Regions from separate parts of the Homo sapiens genome. Here region 2 is linked to region 1. Evidence: read pairs that join two places in POLR2A ChIA-PET (ENCODE). Cell type or tissue: endothelial cell of umbilical vein. All regions are shown on one strand. Each heading gives the region's core, and the rest is flanking DNA. Links, peaks and the distances in the headings are about the cores only.

The links. Peaks named below come from ENCODE experiments on the same cell type or tissue, not always from the same donor. Only the 100,000 strongest peaks of a DNase experiment are listed, where the experiment ranks them.
Region 2: POLR2A ChIA-PET joins it to region 1 with 5 read pairs; 3 of 35 experiments call an interaction of 5 or more read pairs at or near these places.

What each region holds. Positions count from the first base shown.
Region 1 is chr10:122,418,876-122,430,073 of GRCh38, forward strand. PLEKHA1 (pleckstrin homology domain containing A1) reads left to right here. Exons shown (of 12, transcript NM_001001974.4): 9 at 5,324-5,388; 10 at 6,021-6,084; 11 at 8,067-8,156; 12 at 10,749-11,198. The coding sequence ends at 11,063. Among named protein-coding and RNA genes, the nearest start is that of MIR3941, 7.5 kb to the left of the region's middle. In endothelial cell of umbilical vein, for the core only: no CTCF peak of the experiment used is centred there; no DNase peak of the experiment used is centred there.
Region 2 is chr10:122,496,484-122,514,091 of GRCh38, forward strand. HTRA1 (HtrA serine peptidase 1) reads left to right here. Exons shown (of 9, transcript NM_002775.5): 4 at 10,208-10,402; 5 at 10,887-10,919; 6 at 12,173-12,287; 7 at 13,613-13,670; 8 at 15,487-15,582. Among named protein-coding and RNA genes, the nearest start is that of HTRA1, 44 kb to the left of the region's middle. RefSeq lists an enhancer at 8,200-8,699. In endothelial cell of umbilical vein, for the core only: no CTCF peak of the experiment used is centred there; a DNase peak (open chromatin) is centred at 8,278; H3K27ac peaks cover 506 bases.

The DNA of each region.
Region 1 (11,198 bases), core at 899-8,898:
CATTGTCCATTAGAACTTTCTGCACAAATGGAAATGTGCCGTATCTGTATTGTCCAAGGGCACTAGCTACATGTAGCTGTTGAGTGCTGGAAATGTGGCTAGTGTGACTGAGGAACTGACTTAATTTCATTTTAATTAATTTATATTTACATCATTACACACAATGGCCACTGTATTGGCCAGCAGAGCACTAGTGTATAGGAAGGGGATATTTTAAGATTCACCTCAGGAGTCAGCTCTTCTGGGAAGCTTTTAGACTCTGGGTTAAGTGTCTTCTCTTTATATGCCCTGTGGTACCCTATGCATACTTGTATCATAATGCTCTTCCCAGAGTTTTGCAATCACGTGCATTCTTGTCTTTGCAACTAAATTAAATGAGCTTCTTAAGGGTAAAGACTCTTGTAGTCTTTTATGATCACAGGGCCTGGCACTTGATAGACAATAAGTGTCTTTGAATGAATGAAAAATGGCATAGCATAGCAAGAAATGCCATTTTAGTATGGGGCTTTCTCAAAGCTTAAGAGCCTCAACTGGAAGTAGTAGTTACTTGGTTCAGAAAGTACCTGCCTTGTTGTCTCAGGAGGCTATCCTTGTGCTTGGTTAGCAGGTTGTCTCATAGATTTTATTTAAAGCCAATACTCCCGGGAAGAGTCATTCATGCAGCAGACATTCATTGAGCTCTCCATGAACCTGGTGCACTGTTCTGGGAACTGAAAATAAAAGAGAATAATTAGCAAAGTTCTCTGGCCTTCAGGAGTTCAGTTTTGGTGGGGAAATTGACGTGTGCCCCCATCATCAACAGTAGTTTTAATAATTAGGAATATTTTTAGTATTTAGAAATTGCAGATAAAGCTGAAAACCTTTAAAGGTCAGTAATTATAACTATACTTAAGTTTTCCTAATTTTACGGAGTATAGTTTATCTCCTATGGTAGTTCTTTGTTCTTCCTCTCAAATTTCACAGAATAATGCCCAGCATACAGGTTTTCAAAACTTAGTATTTCTGTAATAGTTCTTGTTTCAGCTCCCCCTCCCCCAGTTTTAACATTTCTGAAATCTTAGCAGTATGTCTTAGAGTTGCTAAGGACGAGGGGCAGCCAGGCTGCAGCTGTGCTGTAGTTGACTGCTTGCCATATGCACAGTACCTTTGGGTAAAATCCAGAAGACACCGGCATCAGCATGTGCAGAAAAGGGTGCTGGCAGCTTGGGAGGAAATCTCAGGGACACCATGAAACATTCTTAAATACTGCATCACCAACACTCTTTTTGGCACAAAGAATGGCTTGGAGTGAAAAATATGGACATTGGTGGCTCCAAGTCAAAAAGTGATTCAGAAGATCTGGAATCTGAATGTGAAATCTTAAAAACTATAACCAGTTTATCTTGTCTATATTTTTCTTTTTTATATATGCTCAAGAATAATATATGATAAAAATGTTTAAAGTGTAAATGGGCTCTTTTATAAAACCTTTTCATCATGGAAAAGTGTAAACATACCCTTTTAGTAGATAGAAATAATACATGGAACCTGCATATACCCATCACCTAGATGTCATAATTGTTAACACATGGCTCAGCTTGTCTTGTTTCTTCTGTTTCACCACCCACTTCCTGCTTCATATTTTGAGGCAAATCCTAGATGTCTCCCATTTCATCTGTAAATATCTCAGTGTGTATCTCTAAAAGATCATTTAAAAATTTTAAAAATAAGTATAAAAGACTTAAGTGCACAGCCGAAAAATTGGTGAAAATATTTGCAACATGTATTAGAGATAAAACTTACAAGGAATCTTAAAAACTGAGGGGATTTTTCCTCACCTACTTTGCTCTCTTTTCCTTCCATCAATCTGAAATGACTCAGACTCTAATTTATTAGGTGAGGCAAAGCAACATAGGCATCCAAGAGGAACCAGTGTAGCTTTGTGTGGGTGTCAGAGCCCACGCAGGACAAGGAGGCTGTCCTCTTGGGGGGTTAGCCCCACGCGGAGTAGGGAGAGAAGGGCATCCACATGGGGAGGGGTGGTGGCAGAGATGGGAGAATGGTCACATACACACTGATTGATAAAATCAAGAACTATATTAAGGATAATAGAAGCCAAATCTTGTCAGAGAAACAATACTTTTTGGTGAATGGATGTATATCTGTATGTATGATGAGGAATGAAATATTTACATAGTTTCAAAGTACCTGTCTACTAAAATAGGTATTAAGTGTTGTACAAGGGGGAAAAGAATAACATTACAGTGAGGAAACCTGGCAGATACCACTTTACTCAGGTGGTCAGATGATTAAAGTGAATGTCATTGGTAATGAGGTAAATTGAAATCACCTGACAGGATAGTGGAAGACGAAGACAGCATCACTTCTGTGAAATCCCTGCCCAAGGTATGTAATCAGAATCCCATCATGAGGCACACCCAAATGAGGGACATTCTACAAAATAACTACCTTGCAATCTTCATAGAGTGAAGATTATGAAAGTCAAGGAATAATGAGGAACTGTTCCAGACTGAGGGAAAGAAAATATTTGACAAGCAGATGGTATTCGTGCTTCTGAACTGAATTCTTTTGCTCTAATAAAAGACATTTTGGGCACAGTTTTCTGATTCTGATGATTGTATTGTGATTATGTAAGAGAATGTAGGAAAAGTATTCAGGGGTAGTGTGGGACAGGTCAGCAACTCACTCTGAAATGGTTCAGGAAAATCAGTTCTTTATGCTGTATTTTCAATCCTTGTATAAATTCGTGTTTGTTTCAAAGATTAAAAAAAGAGAGAAAATGGAGGGGAAAATACCTGGTAGGCAAATGAACAAAAGACATGAATAGGCAATTCATTTAAAAATTAAAATAGGTCTTAAAATATTTAAAAAAATTCAGCATCACTGATAATTAGAGAAATGCAAATTAAAACTGCAATGAAATATTCTCATCTGTCATGAGAAGGTTGTGGCTGAGTTAAGAGATTGGCAAATCCCCACCCACCCTGCCCAAAAGCAACTGTAAATGCCATTCTGTAAACAAAAGGAATCAGGAACCCTTGGTGATGTGACTGATTTCAGAGCTGGGGCAGATAAAGTACAAGCTGAGCTCAGAAAGTGAAGTTGTGCCAGAGGATAAGGAAGTGGCTCAGAGAATGAATGGAACATGTCAAAAGGACACAGAAATTACCTTGAAGGAGCTGACCAAAATGCAGACAATTTAAACAACAAAATAAGTAATGATAGTAATGGAATATAACCCATAGAATAAAAATGAGTCATAAATAAATAAATGGAGAAGGAAAAATATTTCCTTAGAGTAAAATTCTATTTAATATATGTAGATGGATTGATGGGGTTAGAAAAATCACCATTTGGCAGCCACTAGTAATGGTTTCAGGCAGGAGTTTTCAGGGTTTGATAAAACTAGTTGCAAAATTATGATGGGAAACCTGGTATTACTATAGGTTCCAGGTATCTCCCCACAAGATACTTAACAGTGACAAAGGGAAAAAGTAATTTTACAGCTACTGGCAAACATGACCTTAAGCAACAGATCAGGGTTAACACACCAGTGACAGGACAAGCCACCATCGGGTGTGTACCTCCTAATAGTGGTCCACTGAGAAGAACAGTGTCATGTCTGTGGCTTCCTGTCAAAAGTGTATAAACTGAATCTCAGCACGAATAACAGGCAAACCCAGACTGGGAGGTGTTCTACAAAAATAACTGGCCTGCACTTCTTTAAACTCTGAAAAACGAATGAAGAACTATTCCACAGTTAAAGGCGACATGACAGCTACATACATGGTATGATCCTGGATTTAACTCTGGATCAGAAAATGGTTTTTGTGCTGTAAAGAATACAGGTAGGGCAATTAATGAAATCTGAAGATGGTCTGTAGATTATAGTATTGCATCAGTGTTGAGTTTCCAGTTTTCATAATTGCACTGTGGTTATGCAAGAGCACATCCATGTTTTAGGAAATACACACTGAAGCGTTTAGTAAAGGTACATCATATTTACAACTTAACCTTCAAGCATTTCAGGAATCTATATATATACATATACTCTGTCACACACATATATAAACATAAACAGATAATGATAAAGCAAATGTAAAATATCAACAGTTTAGAAAACAAGGTGTAGGTTATGCAGAAATTCTTTGTACTGTTTTTCTCAGTCTCTTATTAAGTGTGAAATTATTTCAAAATTAAACTATTTTGTAAAACTTTTTAAAAAAGATCTATGATTTTTTTTTTTTTTTTTAAAAAAGCACTCCCAGCTGGGCGTGGTGGCTCACGCCTGTAATCCTAGCATTTTGGGAGGCCAAGGTGGGCAGATCACCAGAGGTCAGGAGTTTGAGACCAGCCTAGCCAACATGGTAAAACCCCATCTCTACTAAAAGTACAAAAATTAGCTGGGCGTGGTGGCAGGCGCCTGTAATTTCAGCTACTTGGGAGGCTGAGGCAGGAGAATTGCCTTGAACCCAGGAGGCGGAGGTTGCAGTGAGCCAAGATCGTACCATTGCACTCTAGCCTGGGCAACAAGAGCGAAACTCCATCTCAAAAAAAAAAAAAACAAAAAAAACAACAACACTCTGTCATGGTTTAGTTTTATTTTTGGTGCTACATAAAGTAATGGTATGTCTTAATCTCACGCTGTCATATTCAATGAAATATGTATATTGTATTTTATGGAATGTATACTAGAAATATGCTATTAGGAACCAGTTTTATATTTGTATCTTATATCTACTTTGTAACCTTGGGTGAGATACTTAACATGTCTAATCTGCAGTTTCAGCACATGAATAGTAGTACATGTGTTGTAGGGTTGGGGAAAGTGTGAGATAAAACATTTAAAAGCTAGCAGATGTCTCAGCACTTAGTAAACATTCAATTTTGTATTTATATAAAAGTGATATTTGTAAAATCACAAATTTAAGTCAAAGAAGCAGGATGTGCACTTGCTCTGCTGCCTTGTATATCAAAGTGACATTCCAGAAAAGGAGATGCTGTGCATACTGGTACGTGGGTCCGTCGGGGAAAGTCTGATGGCTAATAGCTTTTAATTAGTTACACTGCCCTTAAGGCCAGAAATAATGTGAATAAGGGCCGTATGCAGTTTTTCTTGTTTCAAACAACAGTGTATATAAGGTTATAGTGTTTGAGCTATTCAGATGCTGGATGGTTTAAGAAGGTAGATTTATTTCTGAGATGTGCTTCAGAAAAGAAGTGTGATTTTCACATGGGTCTTCAAATAAGACAGCTAACCTTTGAAAGGATTTTAAGAATAAACATCATGTAACTGTTTTTTTTTTTTTTTTTTTTTTGCCAGGAAAAGGAACCTCTTCGTGTAATACCACTTAAAGAGGTTCATAAAGTCCAGGAATGTAAGCAAAGGTAAGGAACCGCTCTGACTTGATGCCTGGCACAAGTTATAAACACAGAATAGTGCCTTAGTTTGAGTAATGTACTTACAGATTACATTTTTCCATATTAATTGTAGTTATTTTTAACTCTTTATAGTTGAGATACACTAGAATTTTCAAAACCCTCAGAGTAAAGTATTGAACTACTTTGTTCATTTGAAAACTAAAAATTAGGAAAGAATCGTTTATTTGTTTCTTTGAAAACTAAAAATACAGAAACAGCTTACTAATGGAAAGGAATAAATTTAATGTGAACAACTTATGGTTAGGCCATCAGATTTGACAAATTGATGTATTAAGTGTTTAAAAGATGCAGTAGAATAGAGCTTCACAAGAAAATGTGTTAGCTGTGACAGTGTTTCACCAAACTGATTACTAAAAACTCTGAACTTTAAAGTTGCTTTGTGAACTTTTTCTAAAAGTGAAACTACATGAAATATGTAAAATCTTACATTAAAATAAATGGGAAAAGATAATTTGGGTTTGCTAAATCAGTGCTTTACCTCATTTATTTATTGACGCATACTGGGTACTGGGTAAACAAATGAAAGAGAAACTCAAACAACTGCTATTTAAGTATAATTGGATTTTTTTTTCATACAGCGACATAATGATGAGGGACAACCTCTTTGAAATTGTAACAACGTCTCGAACTTTCTATGTGCAGGTAAGATGCTTATTTGGCAATTAATAGATCCTCCTAAAAAGAAATTAATAATATTAGAGGTGAAATAAACATAAACAAGCTTGTTGCACTTGAGGTTAAAAAAATATGACAACTGTAATTCACCAGCTTAATAAAAGGGTACTGTATATAGAGTTATTGGTGGGGTTATATGTTCAGGAAGTGGGAGTATTTGTTATGAATTAGTGAACTAGAACTAAGTATTTAGAGAAAGGGAAATGCTTTTAATTTAGATGTTAAGTGTGTACTTTCAAGTTGGATTATTTTTGCACATGTTTTAGAATTTTGATTTTTCTATTATATCATTTTTTGGTAACCTTATTAAAAAAACCCATAGTAAAAGTAGACAGTAGATTTATATAGTTTCACTAATAGTAGGCATCCTGTATTTAAGTTTAAATTGTACTTTTTGCATACTTCATTGAATTATTTAAATGGAAAATTTTAAAAAAAGATTTGGGCCGGCTGTGTTGGCTCACACCTGTAATCCCAGCACTTTGGGAGGCCAAGGCAGGCACATCGCTTGAGTCCAGGAGTTCGAGACCAGCCTGGGCAACATGGCAAAACCCCATCTCTACTAAAAATACAAACATTAGCCAGCCGTGGTGGTGTGCAGGCTTGTAATCCTAGCAACTTGGGAGGCTGAGGCACGAGAATCGCTTGAACCCAGGAGGTGGTTACAGTGAGCTGAGATCGTGTTACTGCACTCCAGCCTGGGTGACAGAGACCCTGTCTCAAAAAAAAAAAAAAAAAAAAAATCAAAAAGGGATGATTTGTTTTTGTTTTATTGAAGTTAAATATGCTTATTCCAGAAAACTTGGAAAATATAGAAAGATTTCAGAAAAATGTGGCTTATAAAACATTCAGTCCCACATTGAGGCAACCATTCTTATGATTTTGCTCCCTTTCTTAAGGTATATATTTTTATAATAGGTGGGGTCATACTAAATATAGTGTTATATCCTATTTGTTTCATATATTGTTATTTTTTTCCCATGTCATTAAAAATTATCTGAAAACCTTTTAGAACTGCACCATACTCCATTGATGTTCCACCAGTAAATTGTGTCTGTATTACTCTGTTGCTGTATTGTGTCTGTGTTACTCTGTTCATGTGCATAGTTTTTGTACATTTACTGTAATAAAATGATGAAAAACATCTTTGTGCATTACTTTGCCTGATTTCTTTAGGGTAAGTTTCTAGATCGAGATTAACTATCAGAGCATGACCCTTTCTATTTTGTCAAATTGATTTCTAGAATTGTATTTCCATTAGTAATGAATGAAGTATACTCTACCTTTGGCTACTTGTATTTTTTTTTTTTTTTAGTCTTTGTTAATATTACTTATTCAAAAATATTCTGCATTTTAAACTTTTTCATATTTCTAGATTCTAGAAGTGTAAGGGATTCTAGAATCTAGAAACAAGAGGCAGTATCTCTGCACCCCGATTGGGGCCTTATTTAATTGGATTAATTTCATAGTAAGGTTTAAAATTCACATTGAAAGCCAGACGTATCTGTCAATACTTATTGTAGGATTTAGGGTACTACTAGAAATTATTTCCAGAAAAATATGTAAAAGAATGTCAGAATTTTTAAAAATTACACAACTACATAAATATTCTTGTAGCAGATTCAGACAGTGTAGCAGTAGGTAGAGTGAAATAAGAAGGGTTTTTCTTGGACTTCCTCCTCTCCTTGTTTTCTGTCTGGAGGTATTCATTATTGACGCCTGTTGATGGGTCTGATCTTGACATTGAAGTGCTCAATTTATGTCTCTGTGTAGTTAAGACCTAGCAAAACCTGGCTTTAAAAAAATGATTTCTAAATTTTTTGGAAACAGTTGCCTTAGAGTGATTTTGTTGATGACAGTATTTTAAGTTATCAAAATAAATACATTGGCTGTATAGAAGTAGGTGATTTTGAGAAAAAATTGTTTGAATGAGTTCTTTTTTCCTTTAGGCTGATAGCCCTGAAGAGATGCACAGTTGGATTAAAGCAGTCTCTGGCGCCATTGTAGCACAGCGGGGTCCCGGCAGATCTGCGTCTTCTGTAGGTTTCCTGCTCTCTGGGGTGATACTCCCTTGCGTCTCCCCCATCCTATCAAATTTCCTCTCTCCCAATCCATCCGGTTTCTTTCTTTCTTGAGATTTATTTGCATGTTGACTTTTATACCAATTGGACTTGCAAAAAATAATGCATTTCTAATTTAATGCTTCCTTGTAGTATTATGTATACATAACTTTCTGTGCATTGTATTGTGTTAAATGCACAAGTAGGGCAACTAAAGAATAAACATTTCCTTGCTTTGTTTTAGGAGTTCTTACTTGTCAGTAGCTCTAGATTTGGCATAATCTGACAGATTCTTAGTATGGTGTGTGATCAGGATCATGTAAGACTTTTAGTTGTAGCGTTACACAGTTTTGTGAACGTCTCAATTTCCTCTTTACTTCCTCTGATTTCAGTTCAGGTTTTTTGGTTTTGTTTTGTTTTTTACCTTTGGCTTAACCATGCCATCAGATCACTGAGCAGCTGGGGCCTTAAATACAGTTCAGTGCTCCCAGTGTTTCCATTTCATGTTTTAATTCTCATTTTAAAACCTGCTTTAACAGCCTGCTTCTGAAAACTACCATAATTATCTTTGTGGTAGTATGATAATAAAATTGAAATACAACTAAACATTCTGCTCAGAAATATTTTTTTAAAAGATTTTTCTTGTGTTCAAGTACATAAGAATTAGATTTGCATTTGGAATACTTTGGCCACTGATCTCAGGTCTGAAAATTTAAAGTATCTTAAAATGTAACACTGCCATCTGCGGAAAGTAGTCTCATATGTAGCATGATAGCCTTTATTATCTAGATTTACTATGACATATATGCTAGTTACTTACACTTTTAATATTTTTTTCTGATAGTATTATAATACCGCCTTTTATTAGTTTTCTGGTAGTGATAACTACAGATAAATAAATAGAAATCAATGTTTCTGATTTCTTAGTTGTTAAGTCATTCTCTCTTTATATCCTTTTTGAAATATCTAAGAAGTCACTTTCATAGATGTTCATTTTGTAACTGCCTGTATTTTATGTGACTTTTTCAGCAGTCAAGTATGAGACTCTCTGCAAAAACAGTGTCTGTTGGGAAGAGGAAAAGTTGGAGAAGGATGTTTGTGTTTTGTGCTTTGTGGTGGGGGCAGATTGGACTATCTAGCTATGACTGTCAGCACAACTTTCTCTTTTCCTCCCTCTACCCAGTATAGGTTAACTCTAATCTTAGCTTTGCACTGTGTTCCAGATGCGGCAGGCCAGAAGGCTGTCGAACCCTTGTATACAGAGGTATACATCAAGAGCTGGTGAATGCAGCACGTATGTGGGCTCTCACGCAAACGTGCCTTCTTAGTGGAGGGCCCAGACTTACTACTTACAACTGATCATAGAAAGTTGAGTTAACCAAACTGCCTTTTGCAGTTATCATAACTGATTTTGTCAATACTAACGCAAACTGTTTCACTGTAGTCATCAGGTTGGATATGTGTATTTAAAAATAAAAAATAAAACATACAACTTTACTAACAGAAAGAGACATTAACATATAAAAATTAATATACTCAACTGCTGCAAGAGTTTCAATTTTATATTATGTATTTAAAAATTTTTAAGATACAATACTTACGAAATGCACCATTGTTCTAATAATATATGCAAACTAATGCATGCATATGCATTGGATAAACTGTACATTACTATAGTTTGCATGGCATTTAAAAATCTCTGAAATTTAGCCATCTAATAGGACTCTGTAGTGTTTTGGTAATTTGTAGCACTTTGATTTCAAAGCCACTGGTATCATAAATGAATATAATATACTAGTATATAGCAATGTATTTAGAATGGTCATATTTAAGGATATTTTCAGATTTGATCTAGTTAGAAGCATATTGAAATTAACATTCTCAACTACTAATTATTTCACCACAGTTTAAAATGTGATAAATGTGTACCCTTTGTTACCTTTAAAATATTAAGCCATATGAATATATGACCTATTCAGAACTAAAATTAAGTAAAAAATGAAAAGACTGTGCTATTATTGGTTGCAGTGAAATTCAGGGAAGTAAAAACTAAGTCTTATCAGCAGAATAATGTTTGAAAGATGATTCGTGCTTATTAAAGAAATATGGCCTTTCATTGTTATAGTCTATATTTTAATTTTTTTCATTCTAAAATATGTGGGATAATTCCTAGTGTTGACTGAGAATATACTCTTAAATAAAATGATACAGCTGGGAGGTTCTCTTTTAAACACAGTTCAGTTGCAGCTGGAACACTGTATTTCAGTTTAGGTTGGCTGAATCTTCAAAGTGTCATAGGCTGCCAAATTCAGCTTTGGTGACGGAACTGGTTTCCTAGTGGAAATGGTTTTTGGCTATCATTGCTTTAAACTCACCTCTAAAAACGCGTTGCTTTGGGAAAGAACTTGCACATTTATGCTGCATGGCTTCTGCTGCTGCCTTTGTGTGTGTGTGTGTGTGTGTGTGTGTGTGTGTGTGTTTTATTTGTTTTTCAGAGAATCAAGTCTCACACTGAGTTACTAACCTGGTCATGAGTGACTGACCGTGTCTGACTGCCACTCCTTTTTGCAGGAGCATCCCCCCGGTCCTTCAGAATCCAAACACGCTTTCCGTCCTACCAACGCAGCCACCGCCACCTCACATTCCACAGCCTCTCGCAGCAACTCTTTGGTCTCAACCTTTACCATGGAGAAGCGAGGATTTTACGAGTCTCTTGCCAAGGTCAAGCCAGGGAACTTCAAGGTCCAGACTGTCTCTCCAAGAGAACCAGCTTCCAAAGTGACTGAACAAGCTCTGTTAAGACCTCAAAGTAAAAATGGCCCTCAGGAAAAAGATTGTGACCTAGTAGACTTGGACGATGCGAGCCTTCCGGTCAGTGACGTGTGAGGCAGAAGCGCACGGAGCCTGCCTGCCTCTGCCGTCCTCAGTTTCCTTTCATGAGGCTTCTAGCCAAAGATGATAAAGGGGGAAATGGTTTTTAGTGCGTATATTATACTGCCTCTTAGGTGTACTCTTTATAAG
Region 2 (17,608 bases), core at 4,058-12,057, 81 kb after region 1:
CCAAATACTTCTTAGGTGCTGAGGATGCAGCAATAGTGGGCAAAGCCATGGGGCTTAAGATCTAGTGTGGGAAATGGGTGATGTAAAGTAAATATGGCGATAAGTACAGTGCACGAAGCAAACAAGTGAAGGGGTAGAAGGTATCAGGCTGCAAAGACAGCAGATAGTGTAGGCAGGGAATCTTATCTGAGGGGGTGACATCTAAGCTGAGATGGAAAGGACAGTGAGAGCCAGCCAAGGAAACAAGTTGGGTGACAAGAGTTGCAGGTGGAGTTGCTTAATTTCCCACTTCTGCTCAGCCTGCAGATCCTGGATCTTGGACTAATTGCAAACTGTCATTTCCTCGTGAGTTTATTAGAACCCTCCAGAACAAGTTTCTGGTTAGCTAGTTTCTCTGTGTGTTGTCTCATTTCTTGTTGGTTCTGGTTCTTTGGGGTTCCTACTCATACTCTGGAAAGCTCCAGTGTCTTAAGTAGTCAGTCTCCCAAGAGTCTGAAAGCACAAAGATTCACAATGATACGATCACCTCTCAATCATAGCAGCATTGATGCAGTTCCGTAGCTGGTTTCCTAAAGCCATCCAGATCTCTTTCTGTGGCAAGAGAGAAATAAGACCTTCTGGTGAATTGAGGACTAATTATCCTAATAAACATGCGAATTAACAGTTCCTTTGGTTAAACAAAGCACCAGAATCTGATAATGGGAACATGTGACTCATGGTATTTCCTTCTTTGCTTTATCTACCAGGCAGCTCACAGAAACCACTGGCCTTCCCTGTGTTCCCATTTTATGTCATAAATATATATTTAATTAACTTATTATAAAAGGCCCTTTGTTCATTGACCATATCAAATTATTCTTATATAGAAGAGGTTATACATGTTTTAAACATTTTAAAATAAATCTGAAAAGAATGCTACATCCTGGGCAACTTCCCTGCATTTGGGGCTCAAAGAAGCTCTATGTGGTTATGGGTAATGAGGAGCCAGAGTGCCTTCAGGGCAGTTCAGCAGATGCTGAAAGGCTGCTGTGTGCTGTTCGCTGGGCCCACCAAATAGAGTAGGACTGAGCCCCTGTCCACCATGACAGCCGGGAGATACAAGCTGTTCCCTTTGCCTCCCTGAGCCCTGAGCTTTATAGCCTATAGACAGCTGAAAAGCAGGCTGCATCCGTTACCCAGTCAGTTACCCAGACCCAAATGCCAGGCCTTGGCTAACCCCAGTTATTACCTAATTTTAATATCCCAATGGATGTTTTAAGACCTGGCTGGTTCATTCTTTCATTTATTTACTTATTCATTGATTTTGTAAATATTTCTGGAGCATCTGCCATGGCCACATGCTGTTGTAGCAGCATCAGCCACTCTGAAGTTGGTGGATGAAAGGGGATGCATCAAAGGCGCTGATGTATGGAGGAGACGCAAGTTAGACTTGACCAAGACAATATTATTCCTCCTCTGGATGCCCCGAATATATACAGTCATTAGCTGTCGGGCCCCCATGTGGCACTGTTGACATTTTGTGGTTTAAACACTGAAGAGTAAGGGAATATTGGAAATGGCAAACATCTGATATAGTGTAAAGGAGACTAAATATTTTGATGGTGTTCATAAACACCGAGGAGGAAAGTCTTTTCATTTTTTTCATTTGTGTGCTCTCTCTTTCTCTGTTTTTGCACACTGTCCTCTGTTCTCCTTCTCCTTCTCTTTTTCCTTTTTTCTCCCTTCATCTCCCCATTTATCTGATCTCTCCCACCTGAACCCCTTCTACCCTGCTGCCCTCCTGTCCATTCTACCTTCTCTACTCCCCTCCCTAGACAGTAGTAATCACATGTCAGTTGGAGAAACATGATGGCAACTTGGTCACACCGTTCTTCTCAGTCTGTATATGTCGGTGATCTCAGTGCCCATCTGGCAGATCCTTCCTGCCCTGGCTCTTCTGCTCACTGCGACCACCCTTGACTTTGTGATCACTGATAACCTTCACCTTCTCTAATCTAAATCCCAAGCTTCTCACTCTTGGTCCACCACCTCCCAGCCTTGTCCGTTCTGAACCCTGAACGGAAGCTGAATGGAACCCTGAACGGAAGGGTTCTGAAGCTGTTCAGAACCCTGAATGGAAGCTGAAATATCAATGGGCCATTGCTTTTCACAGTCCTCTGTGAAAGATTACTGGCCAAGCCAGCATCTGGAGAATTCCTGGTCCACCACCTCCCTGTCTGGAGAAGCTGGAACAGCCAGCTGCATGAGCATGTGACCCGTGTACTCACAGGCCCTGTGCCCTGAGCTCGCTGTTTTAATTTTATCTTTGAATTTGTATTTTTGTGAATAAAGCCCTATGAGCTAATGGAGCATGCTCAGGGAACTTGGGGCTTTAGCTCAGGCTGGATTCCTCCTGCTGCCTCCCCAGTCCCTGGTCCCCTGAGAACTCCAGCCCCATCTGACCTTCCCTTCCCTGTCTCTATGCAGGGGTCATTGCTACCCTCTATCCCTGGAAAGGATGTAGGCACAGGGCAGTTCTAGGTTCCAGCTTGGGCACCGCTTAACATCTTGGTGGTGCAGGGATCAGGCTGATGATACCGTGGTTGTTCTGTGGGCTACTGGGCAGGGTCAAGCCACTCCCACCCTGATCCAGGTACCTAATGCACCCGACACAGAAGCGGCAGTGTCCTTGGGGTCATCCATTATCCATGTGTTGGAGGAGTGGGACCCTAGGGAAGATGCTTGGCTCGACTTCCCCACCCCTAGCCAGGGCACAATCAGAGGTCCAGGGGCTGGTGGGCACAATGCCAAGTCGTGAGGCCTCCAGTGTCTGCGCTCACTGTCCCATAAATAACCACAGTAATAACTAGCAAATCAAAAACATTGTGATAGGTCGAGAGAGACAGCATGTGGAAGAAAGGAAAAAGCTTTCTATTTTAGTACCTTTAACAGTGCTTTCTGTATGCTTTATGAACAAGGAGCCTGCATTTTTATTTTGCACTGGGCTCTGCTAATTTTGTAGCTGGTCCTGCCCCCTAGTAGCTCAAGTCAGCAAATCTTTGGTTCATCTGAGTCCACAGTCCGCTGACCCGCCCTTTTTCACAGTTCCTCCCCTGCCCATGTGCTCACTTCCCTCCTTACCCAGCTTGGCGCACTCCCTCAAGCAAGTCTTTGGATGCTGACATCCCCCGTAAACAACCCTTCTGCGGCCTGGTTTGATTTTCCTTAGGAGACATGCAAGTTCTATAGCACTGTTTCTTGCTGGGTATGGAGGATGTGCTATTTTGTCCATTGCATATTTTTTAAAGAAAATGAAAGGTTAGCATAACTGTTTCCAGAAGGCACATTGAATCACTCAGTTGAGTCCCAGCCAGTTGCTGCAATGTTAGCCTTTGAAGCAAACTTGAACCAACACAGGACCAGCCTAGAAGTCCCAGCCTCCAGAAATGATGCAGTGGATTCTGCAGATTCAGCAACAACAATATTTTTGTAACTCAAGAGCACTTAGTAATTTTCAAAGGAGAGAAAGAAGTAATTGACTTGGCTTATTAGGTTGAAAAAGAGTTGCCAACTTTTTCTTTGGTTTTGATGTTATTGGTTTTTTTTTATTTTTCTTTTCTCCAAGCTTCAGGGAATGAGATTGAATGAGCACTCAAGTGCTACTAGGCAGAACCCTGAATGGAAGGAAGCTGAAATACCGATGGGTCATTGCTTTTCACAGTCCTCTATGAAAGATTACTGGCCAAGCCAGCATCTGGAGAATTCTAGGAACGCCCCCTCCTCTTGCAGCAGTATAAGTTTGCGGGGATCATCTGACCCCATTGGGGAGTTGTATGAAAAAGGGGATTTATTGGGGACCCTGTTGCCTGTTTGGATCTTACTTACATTTAACTATTGTCTGCTAATGGATTTTTTGGAAAGCAACCAGGTTTTCCGTAAAGAATAGCTAATTGTCAGAGCTGAGATGACCATTGGAGATCACTGGGCTCAACTCCCTAATTTTAGAGGTGCTAAAACCGCAATCCAGAGAAGCTAATCAAGTGGTTCAAGGTTGTAGACTGAGTTCATATAGGACCAAGACCCAGCCCAGATGTCCTACTGTCTGGGACAGTGTTCTCTCAGCATACGTGGAGCCTGAGGGGGTAATGTGTGTGCGTGTGTGTGCATGTATGCATATACACATAGGTGTTTTGCCTAAGTTTTCACTTCTGCCCCACCTTGGTTGATCTTGGAGAATGAGCCTGAGGCGCGCTGTCAACCTGGGGGCCTCATTCAGCACAGGCCCAACTTTTCTGCCCTGGGGGAGTTCCAGCAGTTATGGTTCATCTGTGGTTCAGTTATGGAACTCACACCACACATAGTGCCCCCAAAACCGAGGCTGCGTGCACAGACCTCCCCTCCCTTCCCGTGGTGGGCCCCTGCTTGGGTTCTTCCTAAACTTCCCCTTTGCCCTGCTCTGTGTTATACCCTCTCTGGTCCCCTGTCCCTGTGGAGTGATCCGGGGCACAAGGGCAGCTGTTTCCCCGCTGACCTCTGTGTGCCCTGAGCATCTGGGAGGTGGGGAGCAGGCTGGTGAGAAGAACACCTGGAGTGGAGGTTGGGGTCAGGGAGGGTCCCAGTCCCGGTACCACCCCCACCTGCTGTGGGACCTGCAGTCCCCTCATCAGCAGAACGGCTATGAAGCCATCCTGCCCATCCACAGGGTGGTGGGTCGTGAAGGCTGCATACCTGGCAGAGCGGGAGAAGCTCTGGGAAGATGCCGGACACGCGCCGTGGGAGTGATTTCCCTGCCTTGCCCAGATTCTGCTCCCATCACCTGAACCTGCCTGTCACCACCATGGAACTGCTGTGACCATTGCTTTCCTTTTAAGCAGATTAGCAGACATCTCCTGCTCCACCCTGCCAAACAAACAAACAAACAAGCAAACAAACAAACAAAAATGTGCATGAGGGAGTATGGACTTGTAGAGTCTTTTCTAAACATTGTTAGGTGCTTGTATTGGGATCCTCTCTTAAAATGAACCATATTCCCCAGGCTTTGGATGACACTCATGGTTGCCCACCCTCCAACTTCCTTCCCTGCTGGCAGAGCCCTGGGTTTGTTTTAGTTCCAACCCTGACCCCACCGCATTCCTGACTCAGGCAAATTCGCAGGGTCCAATGCAGTCAGGGGAGCCACGTTCCCTCCTCCAACGAGTGCTGAGGTCGCTGCTTGATTGGATACTGCCGATGACCTACGAGGAGGAGGGTGCCAGGGCGCTTTTGGGACTTTGCTTTTCTGGAGAGATGCTTCCACAGCATGGTCATGGACACAGTCACGTCTTGATGTGATGTCTGGAATGGTGGTGGCCGTCTTGTGGCTGTGAGAACAGGCTGAGGTTGATTGGATGGAGGGAAGGAAGGAGCCTTGTTCTTGATGCTGTCTGTGAGCCTTTGAGTTATCAGCCTGGTACCACCCAGCCCTTGGACAGATATCTACTCTACATACTCCATTTGGAGTTTTTTTTTTTTTTTTTTTTTTTTTTTTTTTTTGTCACTTGCAGTTGAAAACACCCTAATTGATACACACAAACTATTTTTAGTGCTGGTCTGTGTTTGGCCCTTATGGAAGACTCTGGGCTGAGCTGCCCATGGTGAGGGAGGTGGACTTTGTGTTTTCTTACTGCTCTGTGTCCTGGTGGCTTGTTTGTGTCTCTGCCCATGAGACAAAAGCCGAGAGGGCAAGGGCAGATTTTCTTAATCATATGTTCCCTGCACCAAGCTCATAGGAGACACTCACTGAATGGTTGTTGAGAGAGTTCTCTTTCACGGAGGCAATGTTTTGTGAAACGATGCTGCTTGTTGTTGTCTGTTGGTTGTAATATGCATGAACACTAAGAGCCATCTTTAATCATGCTGTGGGCCGCCTCTTCCAAGGTGTTAGCATTACTCCCACTACCTGGTCAGCATCCTGCCTATGGCTAGGACTTTGCAATTTACATAGATATGGTGGGGAGACCTGGAGCCCATGGCCAGGACTCTGACACCCTCACTGGATCTGTTTCTACATCTACCTGGATGGCCGTCTAGGACATTAGAGGATTTGTGTCTTCCTAAAGTCCCTCTGTTGAGAGACTTCTGGCTCTGTTAAGAGGACACTATTTAGCATTGTGAGTCCCTGCAGGCTGGGGGCCAGTGGGCGTTTTTCTTCTAGATGCCCCCTCTCTTCTTCTGGCCTCCCAGGCTTCCTGCTCCTGAGATTGTGAGAACTGGCCTGTGCTGGGCTCACTGCAGAAAGACTGTCGTCCCCAAAGGTTTTGCACCAAACTTGAGCTACAAGATCTTTTAGGGGGACCTGAGATCTCCGCCTGGGCTCTATGAGAGCAGGCATGGGTTGTTTTTGCCCCGTCACTGCAGTCATGCCCACACTTGCATTTTCTTTTCCCCCCAGCAGTGTGAGGATCTGGCATGAGGAGTGGGACTCGCGTGCCCTCTTTCTTCTCCTCTTCCCTCTGGCCTTTTCATCCGTCAGTGGGGGACAGATGTTTGCCCTGTTTACTTCTAGGCTTACTGTGGGGCTCCAGGGAGATGGTGAAGTGGCCAAGGAGAGGAGCTGCCACCTTCAAGACGGCCTGTGGCCGGTGCCGCTTTAAAGGGAGACTCAGAGGTGCTTTGCTGTGGGTGGCGCGGGAACCAGCCTGGGGACAGCAGTGCAGAGGCCTTGGACTCAGAGTGCGTGGGCCCCGCGGGGCTTCACGGCGCCTGTGGCTGTGCACTTCCAGCCATATCTGTGCTGCATCTCTTCCACATTCCCCCATGGAGCTGATGTCTAGACAGCTATGGAATTAAATGCTCAATTACCGAGTAGGAATTTGGCCAGCAGAGGTATAGCTGCTGAGTAGACAGACTCGAGGTGAGGCTCACGGCTGAGAACAGGCCCCATCTGGCTTTGGAATGAGCTGAGGTGCCCGATGCTCCTGCAGCCAGTGGCTCCTGTGGGGAGCTGGGGCCGTGACCCCCAAAAGGCAGCTTGACCTCATGGACCACCATAAATCTGGCCTGGTCAACATCTCTGCCAGACATCATTCCCTTGCAAAGATTTCTGCCTGTGATTGGAATTCTGGATGAACATGTACTGGGCGTGTGGGTCTGACAGCTGGGAAGCTTGTTCTCTTGTTTAGCCAGGCTGCCCATCATCTGTAAGCCTCAGTATCCACATCTTTAAAATGGGGGGAAAATATAGCTCAACTCCTAATGGTGCCATGAGAATACTTTGTCACCTGCCAGGCAAAAGCTTATTCCTTTCACAGAAATCCAGGGTTTACAATGTGAGACCCCTCCCCACTCCGCCGCATGTGTCTGCTTGCTTTTTTCTGTCTTAGGGTTGCCCTTCATGAGCTAGGAAATGTCTGAGTGGATGAAAACCTAAACGAGATGATCACTGGTGGTGCCCATTGGTGCAGCCTTTGCCTAAATGGCTACTTACGTAGCCACATTTCCTCGTCTGTGTTCAGGTGAGGACTGGTTCCTGGGCAGACTGCCTGGGTTTGCATCACGGGTGTCCATCTTGTCGAAGCCCATGTGGTCACCCAAGTGTGACTGAGCCAGGCTTGCCCACGGGGTGCTCTGGGCCCCATTTTCGGCAGCAGGCAGCGTCCCCTGGAGGCCTGGCCCTCCCCGGGAGCATGGGGAGTAGCGCCTATGGGCAAGCAGCCTGCAGCCTCCATCCCTGCCTGGGGGCTCCCCCGCCCCAGCCTCACAGCTTCTCCAAAAGTGTTTGTCTCCTTGCCGCATCCTCTAGGCCTGAGCTCAGACGGTGGAAAAGAAGAGCTGGAAGGAGAGTTGCCTTTCAGTCTCTCTGCCTTCTGAGGTCTCCTGAGACATAGAGCCTGGGCCTGCCTCCCTTTCTAGGAGGCGCCAAGGGGTGGTAAGAATAGGGGATGAGTGAGATGTGAATTAGGATCCCCACAGCAAGCCCTGCCTCGTAACTTTCTGATGGGTTTTCAATGTGTGGTGAAGCAGACGCCTGCTGGGCCCCCTTCCTGAGTTGAGTTTGACCTCCTGCCTCCTGTCTATCTCCTTGGGCAGCCAGGCCACCCCGCTCCATTAACCTGTGCCACCCCATCCCTTTACCTGTCGCAAGCCCAGCCCTGAAGGCCTCAAAGGCCTGGTCTTCCAGCCAGTCCAGGGCCTGAAGGGATGGCAGTGTCCCTGGTGGACCTCCCCTGGTGTGGCCTAGTGCACATCCCAGCCCTGCCTCCTGCCCCGCCTGCACGCCATGAGTGCTGAAGTCATGCCTGGCAGGGGCTGCTGGCCCAGGCCCAGAGTAAACACACTGCGCTGAGCTCGCTGGTGTGCTGCTGGATGCTGATGAGCTTGAGGAGTGTGGGAAGTGAGCATGGGGCTGAGTAGAGATGCGGCAGGCCTGCACCTCCCCGCAGCTGCCCTGCATGCTCCAGCCTCAGGCAGCCACACAGGGAAAGGGTCACCCACTGTCAGGGCAGACCTTTACCATGGCTGGGTGACACGGGCTGGCTGTGGAAAGGTGTTTGGTGGTTCCCGCTGTTGGATTTGCACAGGCCCAGATGCTCACAGCAAAACCAACACCTAGATGGTGCTTACAGGAGCCAGCGGGTATTCAAAGAGCTGTTCAGATCTTAAGTTGCTTCATTCTCACAGTGGACCATTGAGGTAGCTGTACGTTAGTCCCATTTTCCAGATGAGAAAACTGAGGACCTGAGTGGTCATAAGCTCAGGCCCTCATCTAAATCACGCAGCCTGGCCCCAGGTGTGTGCTCTTGACCATGGACAGTGCTCTCCTGGTCCTCTTGGTATCTGTGATCTGAGGGACCTTCCTCCTCCTCAGTCTCGTATAGTCAGTTTTAGGTCTTGGACTCTGTCTTCATATCCCTTTCTCCCTTCGTGAGCTTTCTCACCCAGCACCTTCCTTATTTGGTGTGTGTTGGGGGATATTTGTGGTGTGGCGTGGCACTGTGTAGTGGATGAGAGAGTCTGTTTTTCCGATCCCAGTCCCAGGTTTCAAACCCTGCTCTGTCTCGAGTCACCCAGAATCTTGGACCCTCAGTTTCCTCATCTGTTAAATGGGCATGGTGGTCACCCCACCTCATCAGCTAGTGTCTGCTCCATCCCTGGTGGAGGAGATGACTCAAGTAACCCCTGGGTTCCACCTGCCCCACCCCACTGGTCCCCTGGCTCTTTCTTTGTTGAGATAGACGAATGTGAGGCTCTGGAGTTGCAGTTCCCACGAGGGCTGGGGTGGCTGTCTGATTTCTGGGCCTGGTCCATGTTGTTCAGGGCAGCTGCTCGTTCTAAGTGAATAAAGGCTGAAGGAACTCGGGAGGTCTGCTCGGCTCCGAGGAAGGCAGAGAGGGAAAGGGCCCCGATGCCTTCCCTGATAGAGCTAGGGAGGCCCTTCTGTGGTTCCCCCCAGCTCCTTGGCCTGGGTGACCCTGGAGCTGGCTTCTGTTCCATTTTGTTGTGCAGAGTTGTTTGAGACTCCTGGCTTTGCCTGGCCTTTGTGGGACGCTGGAGATCAGGGCTTCTGGAGTTGGCCAATTAGCCTGCCCAGACCAGGAAGCACAGGTGGCTGACAGAGGGCCGTTTCAGGAGAGGAGAGACAGCCTACCTATTCGGTCTTGCTGTCCCCATGCTCCATCCCTGCCCCTGACCAGTGTGGCCCTGTACTCAGCATAGGCGTGCACCTGAGTCAGTACAGTTCCCTGCCCGCAGAGCACCCCAAATATTCCAGGCCTCAGGACGGATGTGCACATGATGAGTCGGGGCAGGTTTCACTGCCTGTAGCTTGGGATCCTTCCCTGGGGCTTGGTTCTCTAGGGCCATCCCCAGCAGTCTCACCCCAAACCCTAAATTCATGTTGTCTTCCTCTGTCTCTTGGCCTCAAGGTTTCAGAGTGAGTCTGTGCTGATAGCTTCAAGATGTGATGAGACCCCGACTTGGCCTCCAGTTACCTCCCCACGGTTTCCTTGGTGTGTGTGTGGCTTCAGTGTTCACTGGCTCCCGCACGGCTTGCAATGTGTGGATTACGGGTGGGAGGGAAATCCAGTCCTGCCCGCAGCAAAGGGATGTTAGTTGTGAGCTCAGTTCCCCACCGGGCCTGGTGTTTCCAAATAGCCCGTCACTGTCCCTGCTTGGTTTTCCATGATATCTGTGCCTTTACCTATTTGGTTAAATTAAACCAACTCAGCAACGCCAGCCATTGTGGTTTCAGGGCAAGCTGCCTGTCCTGCTGCTTGGCCGCTCCTCAGAGCTGCGGCCGGGAGAGTTCGTGGTCGCCATCGGAAGCCCGTTTTCCCTTCAAAACACAGTCACCACCGGGATCGTGAGCACCACCCAGCGAGGCGGCAAAGAGCTGGGGCTCCGCAACTCAGACATGGACTACATCCAGACCGACGCCATCATCAACGTGAGCCTCTGTCCCTCTGCGGGTGGGGATTGGGGCAGAGTTTTGCCAGGGGGAGAGGAGTCAGCATAGGTCTTAGCCCCTGACTTTGTTGTAGTCTGCGTGAAGGGATGGAACTAGACCAAGCCATGTGGATTCTAGTGCCAGCAGCATGGCAGGGGTCACATGGCGGGGACGGTGACACCGGAGCAGGTGGACAGCCAGCCTCCTCCCAGGAGGAAGAAGTTGTATTGGGTGCTTTAGGGTGATTGCAGTTGGCTTCTGGGCTTCAGAGAGAAAATCTCCCTGTTTACGGCACCTCTAAAACTTTCTGAAAATTGTTAAGGTCATTTTTTTCCGGCAAAATATTAGGTTAATGGGAATGAATCTCAGAGAAGAATCGTGCCCCCCACTCTAGGCACCGTGCTCAGGAAACGACCAGGCAGGGACATAGATTGAACCATGTTATGACACGATTTGTAACCTTTTCATTTCTGTTTAATTGCAGTATGGAAACTCGGGAGGCCCGTTAGTAAACCTGGTAAGGTCTTTTAAACCTATGTTAGGTCATTTGTTTTTATCTATGTATACGCTGTTTTTTGTTTGTTTGTTTGTTGTTTGTTTGTTTTTGAGGCAGGGGGTCTTTTCAAACATAAGGTTGCCAAAGTGTATTATAAATTCCTTTAAAATGGCTCTGTAAATGTACTGCGTGCTTGCAAATGACCCTACGGATCTTTTCTGGAAAGAGTAAGGCAGGCCGGAGGTGAGGGTTGGAAATGTTATGCCAGAGAACACACTTGTGTCTCAGAGTTACAGGTAAACACCGTGAAATTCAGGGCCAATGCAGGAGTAAGGTGAAGGTCACTAAAAATGCTGGCCAGTCACCGAAAGCACCTCCTCCAAATTAAATCTCCTGGGCTGCTGAAGGAGCTGGCTGGGCTCATACACATTTTCTCTTGGCCAGGAATCCTCCCTTAAGGCCTGGCTGGAATGAGGAGGAGTTACCCACCCACAAAGATATCACTTAAGTCTTCCCTTAAATACTTGAGCAGAAAAAGTGAAGCCTTAGAACACAGACCAGCAGAGCTAGAGGGCAGCTCTGGGGCCATTTATAGAGGGCAGCTCTGGGGCCATTTATAGAGGGCAGCTCTGGGGCCATTTATAGGGGCTGTCTTTAGCAAGGCCCAGTGTGATGGCACCTCCTAGATGGTGCCTTGGCATCAGGTACTGACATCTCAGCACTCCTGGGAAGTGTGCACTTGGCAGCTTTCTCTTCCCAGCAGAGGGGCAGCTGTGCTCCCAGCTCTGTCCTCTGCCTCCCCGCGCAGCACTTGGGGATGGAGTGGAGATGGCTTTGCTGGTAATGAAGCATGACAGCCCTAAGCTCTAGGGTTGTTTCCCCCTGAAGTCAGCAGAGTCATCTTAAGATCATTAGACATGGGAGAAGCAGGAAGGTGTGGGCAGCCACCTAAAGGAGTTTGAGCCTTTGGAAACGTATTCCTTGTGAAACAGGAGCAAATCATATCGTGCATTTTGAAACTATCTGTGCTTACCGTGAGGTGAGCACCCAGTGCCGACCTGGAGTATGTGCGATTCTTCCACAGCTGCGCGTGGCTCGCGCTGCCTGGGTGTCCTGATGCCTCTCTCCCTGCTGCCACGGGGATCCCCTCCTTGCATCTCCCCACTTCGATCTCTGAAATAGCTCAGGGACTTCTTTCAGGCATATTCTCTCTGGGTGTGTACCTGCCGGTAAAGCTTCACGATTCAGTAAGCCGTGTCCTTCTTGCTTTTCAGGACGGTGAAGTGATTGGAATTAACACTTTGAAAGTGACAGCTGGAATCTCCTTTGCAATCCCATCTGATAAGATTAAAAAGTTCCTCACGGAGTCCCATGACCGACAGGCCAAAGGTAGGCAAGGCCCACACAGCCCTGGGGACTCCGGAGATGGGGCCTGAAGCTCAGCTGCCCTTTGGGACTTGGGGAAGGGAAAAGCGGCAGCCCCTAGGACTAGCCAAGCCGTCTCTGATCCAGAAGTGAACGGGAATGCACATTACTAAATCCCTCGCAGAAGGTCACAGACATTTCACCATTTTTGTCCTCTGATCATGGCAATGTCACTTGAGTCAGTCTAATATGTACCAGGCATGATCCTAGGTGACTTGTGTACATTATTTCACTTTCTTTATGTATGTCACTTAATTCTTTTGCCCTATCAGTTAGGAATTACTAGTCCCATTTTGCTGATGAGAAAACGGTTCAGGGAGATCATTCTGCAAACGTTTATTGCCCCATCTGCTCTAAGTCAAGCAGGGAGCTTGGCAGTGGACAGCTCAACTGGGGCCTGGGGCTCAACAGGGGCCTTTGCCGGTGTGACTTTTATGTTCTGTTGGGGGATGGGAAGGCTGACAGTAAATAATCAAACACATAAGATACTATTAGTGCTCCCAAGAAAACGGATCAGGGTGGCCGTCAAGGGAGCGACTGGAGGGGCAGCTGGTGGAGATGGTGTGGCCAGGAAATGCCTTCCAAGCTGAGGTCTGAGTGAGGAGGAACCAGCGGGCAGGGATGTGGGGGGAACACTCCAGAAGGAAAGACAGAGGACTCAGCATAGTTGAGTGAGCACAAGGCCCCTGAAGTGGCCTGAGGGCCGGAGCACAGTGACAGCATGGAGTTCCCCGGGGTGGAAAGAGGCCAAGGCCGGGCGAGCAGGCTCACAGCAGGCCGTGGTGAGGGACCTGGGTTGCATCCTAACGACATTTAAGAACAGGGAAGTTTATGATCTGATTGATGTCACTGAAAGGACACTCTGATGGCTGCGGGGAGTCTGCTGGAGGGGTTGCTGGAAGTTGGGGACCGGTTAAGGGGCTCTCCCAGCCATCTGGATGAGACATGCTGGGGTCTCAGACAAGGGTGGTGGCAGTGGAGGTGGGACAGAGGGGTCACATTCCAGATATATATGGGGGGTAGAGCAAGCTTGGGGAAGGGCCAGCTGTCAGGATGAGGCCATGAGGAATTAAGGGTCATGCCCAGGTACCTGACCATTAATTGAAACAATGGGACTTTCCCAAGGTCCCCCAGAGGGGAGGGGTCCAGACCAGGATTTGAGCCGCAACCTCAGTGTACCCTTCTGTGGCCCTTCCTGCAACCTGGGGGATTGGGCCCCCGGCCCCTGGTGTCCCCAGCACCCCCACCAACTGGGCTGACCTTCTGCTGTCCCTTTGTTGTCTCACCAGGAAAAGCCATCACCAAGAAGAAGTATATTGGTATCCGAATGATGTCACTCACGTCCAGGTGGGTAAACAGGATGCGTGTCTGTGTCTTAAATTTTAATAAACCTGAACTTCAGAAGGTGCTCACGGGCACCCCTGAAAGAGAAACCTTATGCTGCCTTAAGACGTCTCAGTTTCTGCTTATAATGAAGTAGCATCGGGAAAGAGGACAGGTCATTAGCCTTGGCCCCTTTGTTTGGTTTTAACCTGTGTTTTTGCATTCTGAGCTGGTTTTCTTCACTGGCAGCAGGCCCTCCGGTGTAGAAGGTTCTGCCCTCCTCTTTGAAGGCAGGCCTGAACAGTGTGTGCGTGGTGGGGCTGTTGATTCACTCTGGCTCACGTCTTCCTTACCCCACATTCTGTTGAAACCCACATTCCAGGAGGGCCCCAAGCCCCTCCCGCAGCTCTAGGCACTCTGCTTTCGTTGCTCTGCAGCTCGTGGGCCGCGGCTCCAGGAATGCCAGGGCAGGTCCAGCGCAGGGAAGTGAATGACTGATGTGCTTGTTTTCCCCGAGCTGGTGGAATTGCGGCCTGTGGTTGGCAGGCTCATGGCATCCTGGTGTTCTAAACTGGATGAAAAATTCTGGTGTAATCTCATGAGTCCTGGTAGTAGACTCACCTGGCATGGCTAAAACTGTCAGAGGTAAAGTAGGTAAAGACTAGAATATAGTAACAGATAGATTAATGTGTTCATTACTATGATGAATTAATGATTCACTCACTGTGAAAGTATTAATATATTTTGATACATGTTATGAATGGTGGTCCCTTTCTTAGCACTCCAGAAGATGGAGCCATTTGTCAAGGTTAAAGTGTCCCCTCAGTTGTTTGCCTTTGGAACTACGAGGTGTAGGGAAAGATGGTAAGCCCTTGGTGCCCAGCTTCCTGGGTTCCTGTCCCTGCTCTGATATGTCCTGCCTTGTGACCTTGGGAACGATATGACCCCTGAGTGCCTCAGTTTCCTCCTCTTCAGGATAGGGATGACAGCGCAGGTGCTTCTGATGTGTGGCCAGGCTCAGATCAGGGAGTGGTGGCAGGGGTCACCAGCCACAGTGATGCCAGCCACTATGTATCACACGTACTGGGCCAGGTGCCTTACTGGGATGATCTCATCTGATCCTCACAACTCATGTTGTAGGGTACTGTTATTATCCCCATTTTGCAGGTGAGGAAATGAAGGCACAGAGAAGTTAAGCAACTGTCCGAGGTCACACAGCTAGCAAATGGCCGAGCTAGGGCTGCAAACCAGGCCAACCACTGTACTTTACTGACTCCTTAGTAATAGCTACTATTAATTAAGAAATAATAACAATGATGATGGCTGGGTGCGGTGGCTCACATCTGTAATCCCAGCACTTTGGGAGGCCAAGGCGGGCAGATCACTTGAGGCCAGGAGTTCGAGACCAGCCTGGCCAATTTGTGAAACCCTGTTTCTACTAAAAATATAAAAAATTAGCCGGGCTTGGTGGCAGGCACCTGTAATCCCAGCTACTCGGGTGGCTGAGGCAGGAGAATTGCTTGAACCCGGGATATGTAGGTTGCAGTGAACTGAGATCGTACCACTGCACTCCAGCCTGGGCGACAGAGCAAGACTCTGTCTCAAAAAAAAAAAAATAAATAAAAAAAATAAATAAATAATAAAGCACTTTCCTTGCTGTTACCAAGTAAATCTTTGACTCTGGTAGACAGGCAATTTTAATTTTAAAATAGGATCAGAATTCCTGGAGGAATTTTACCTTAGACCTAAGGAGAAGACGGGAACTGGTGAGAGCTGAGTTTTGCGTGAGGAAGGCCTGGTGTTTCTTCACACTAACACGGGTGCTTTTTCTCTGGAGCAGCAAAGCCAAAGAGCTGAAGGACCGGCACCGGGACTTCCCAGACGTGATCTCAGGAGCGTATATAATTGAAGTAATTCCTGATACCCCAGCAGAAGCGTGAGTTGGAGTCGTTTTCTCTTTTCCCAATATTCTTGTTGTTCCTGTGGGGGTAGCAGGAAGAGGGAGCGCTGTTCCTTTTCTACTGGCTCAGATGATTATGTTGATCCTTGACAGACGTGGTCGGACGTTGCTTGTCATTCCTGCTGGCCAGGCCTTCCGACCTGGCTCGGCTCGGGACTCATCCATAGGAGGGTGCCTTCTGTCTTCAAAAGTCCTTGCTCCACGAGGACCCTCCAGATGGACAGAGCAATAGCAGACTCGTAATGAGTCTCTGAGATGGCCCGGCTGGCCAGAGAGAGGGTTTCAGGAACAGTGTCCCCAAGCCCTCACTTGGTGGTCCTTTTCTAGGCTTCAGGACCCTTCTCTTCCTGGAGTCTTCCAGAATGTCTCTGACAATTAGGCCCATACCTGTCAACACCTCCAGAAAAATAACCCAAGTGATATCAAAGTAACATGACAAGAAGTAGCTCAACCATCCATCAGGGTTTGTTACCTGTATTGGCGGAATATCCAGAGAAAAGTGCGAGACCAGGGACCAGCAAATGTGCCTTGGGGGCTGGATCTGGCCCACTGCCTGCTTTTATATGGAGCTGTGGGCTAAGAATAGTTTTTGCATTTTATTTTTATTTTTACTTATTTTTTATTTTCATAGGTTTTTGGGGGAACAGGTGGTATTTGGTTACATGAGTAAGTTCTTTGGTGGTGATTTGTGAGGTTTTGGTGCACCCATCACCCAAGCAGTGTACACTGAACCCAATTTGTAGTCTTTTATCCCTCATCCCTGTCCCAGCCTTTCCCCTTGAGTCCCCAGAGTCCATTGTATCATTCTTATGCCTTTGTGTCCTCGTAGCTTAGTTCCCACTTATGAGAACATTTAAATGGTTGAAAAAATCCTGAAATAAGAATAGTATTTTGTGACATGTTAAATTTGTATGAAATTCAAATTTCAGTGTCCACTGTAATTTGGTTTATGACATCTATGGTGGCTTTTGTGCTGGAACAGCAGAGTTGAGTAGCTTCAACAGAGACCATATGTACTGCAAAGCCTAAAATATTTCCTATGGAGCCCTTTACAGAAAAAGTTTGCAGACCCTTGTGCTAGCCCATGAAGGACCATGACAGCGTTTTGACGCTGAGCTATATAAGAGCTACAGTTATAGTGGCAACCACACAAAGGAAGTGCCTCTTAACAGAAACATTCCGCCCACCCCTATAGGAACTGCATTCTGAGTTGCAATACCCATTATAAGCAAGTTGGCCAGATAGTGGCCAACTATCTGGCAGATATCTGGCCAACTACGTGGCAGATAGTACCTGGTACATCCTTCCCCACTTTGGGGTCAATCTTGACCTTTGATCTCCTTGGGGTCATAAAGCCACACAAGTGTTAGTAGGCATTTCTACAGTGGACACAATGGATGATTTAGCCTAAAAATCTCAAAAGGAGCCCAGCATCCTGGCACATGCATGTAATCCCAGCTACTCAGGAGGCTGAAGCAGAAGGATCCCTTGAGCCCAGGAGTTCGAGACTAGCTTGGGCAACAATTGAGACCCCATCTCAAAAAAAAAAAAAAAAAAAAAAAAAGAGTGGGGAAAAAAGAACATTATTAAAAAAAAAAACCTTAAAAAGTAATCCAATCTACCGATGGTTTATTTTTTATTTTATTTTATTTTTTTTGAGATGGAATCCCACTCTGTCACCCAGGCTGGAGTGCAGTGGCACAATCTTGGCTCACTGCAACCTCCACCTCCTGGGTTCAAGTGAATCTCTTGCCTCAGCCTCTGAGTAGCTGGGATTACAGGTGCCCACCACCAAACCTGGCTCTTTTTTTTTTTTTTTTTGTAATTTTAGTAGAGACGGGGCTTCACCATGTTGGCCAGGCTGGTCTTGAACTCCTGACCTCAGGTGATCCACCTGCCTCAGCCTCCCAAAGTGCTGGGATTACAGGCATGAGCCACCGTGCCTGACCCACTGATGGTTTGAATTATTCTAAGTTCGCCACCGTCCAATCCTGTTTGCTCT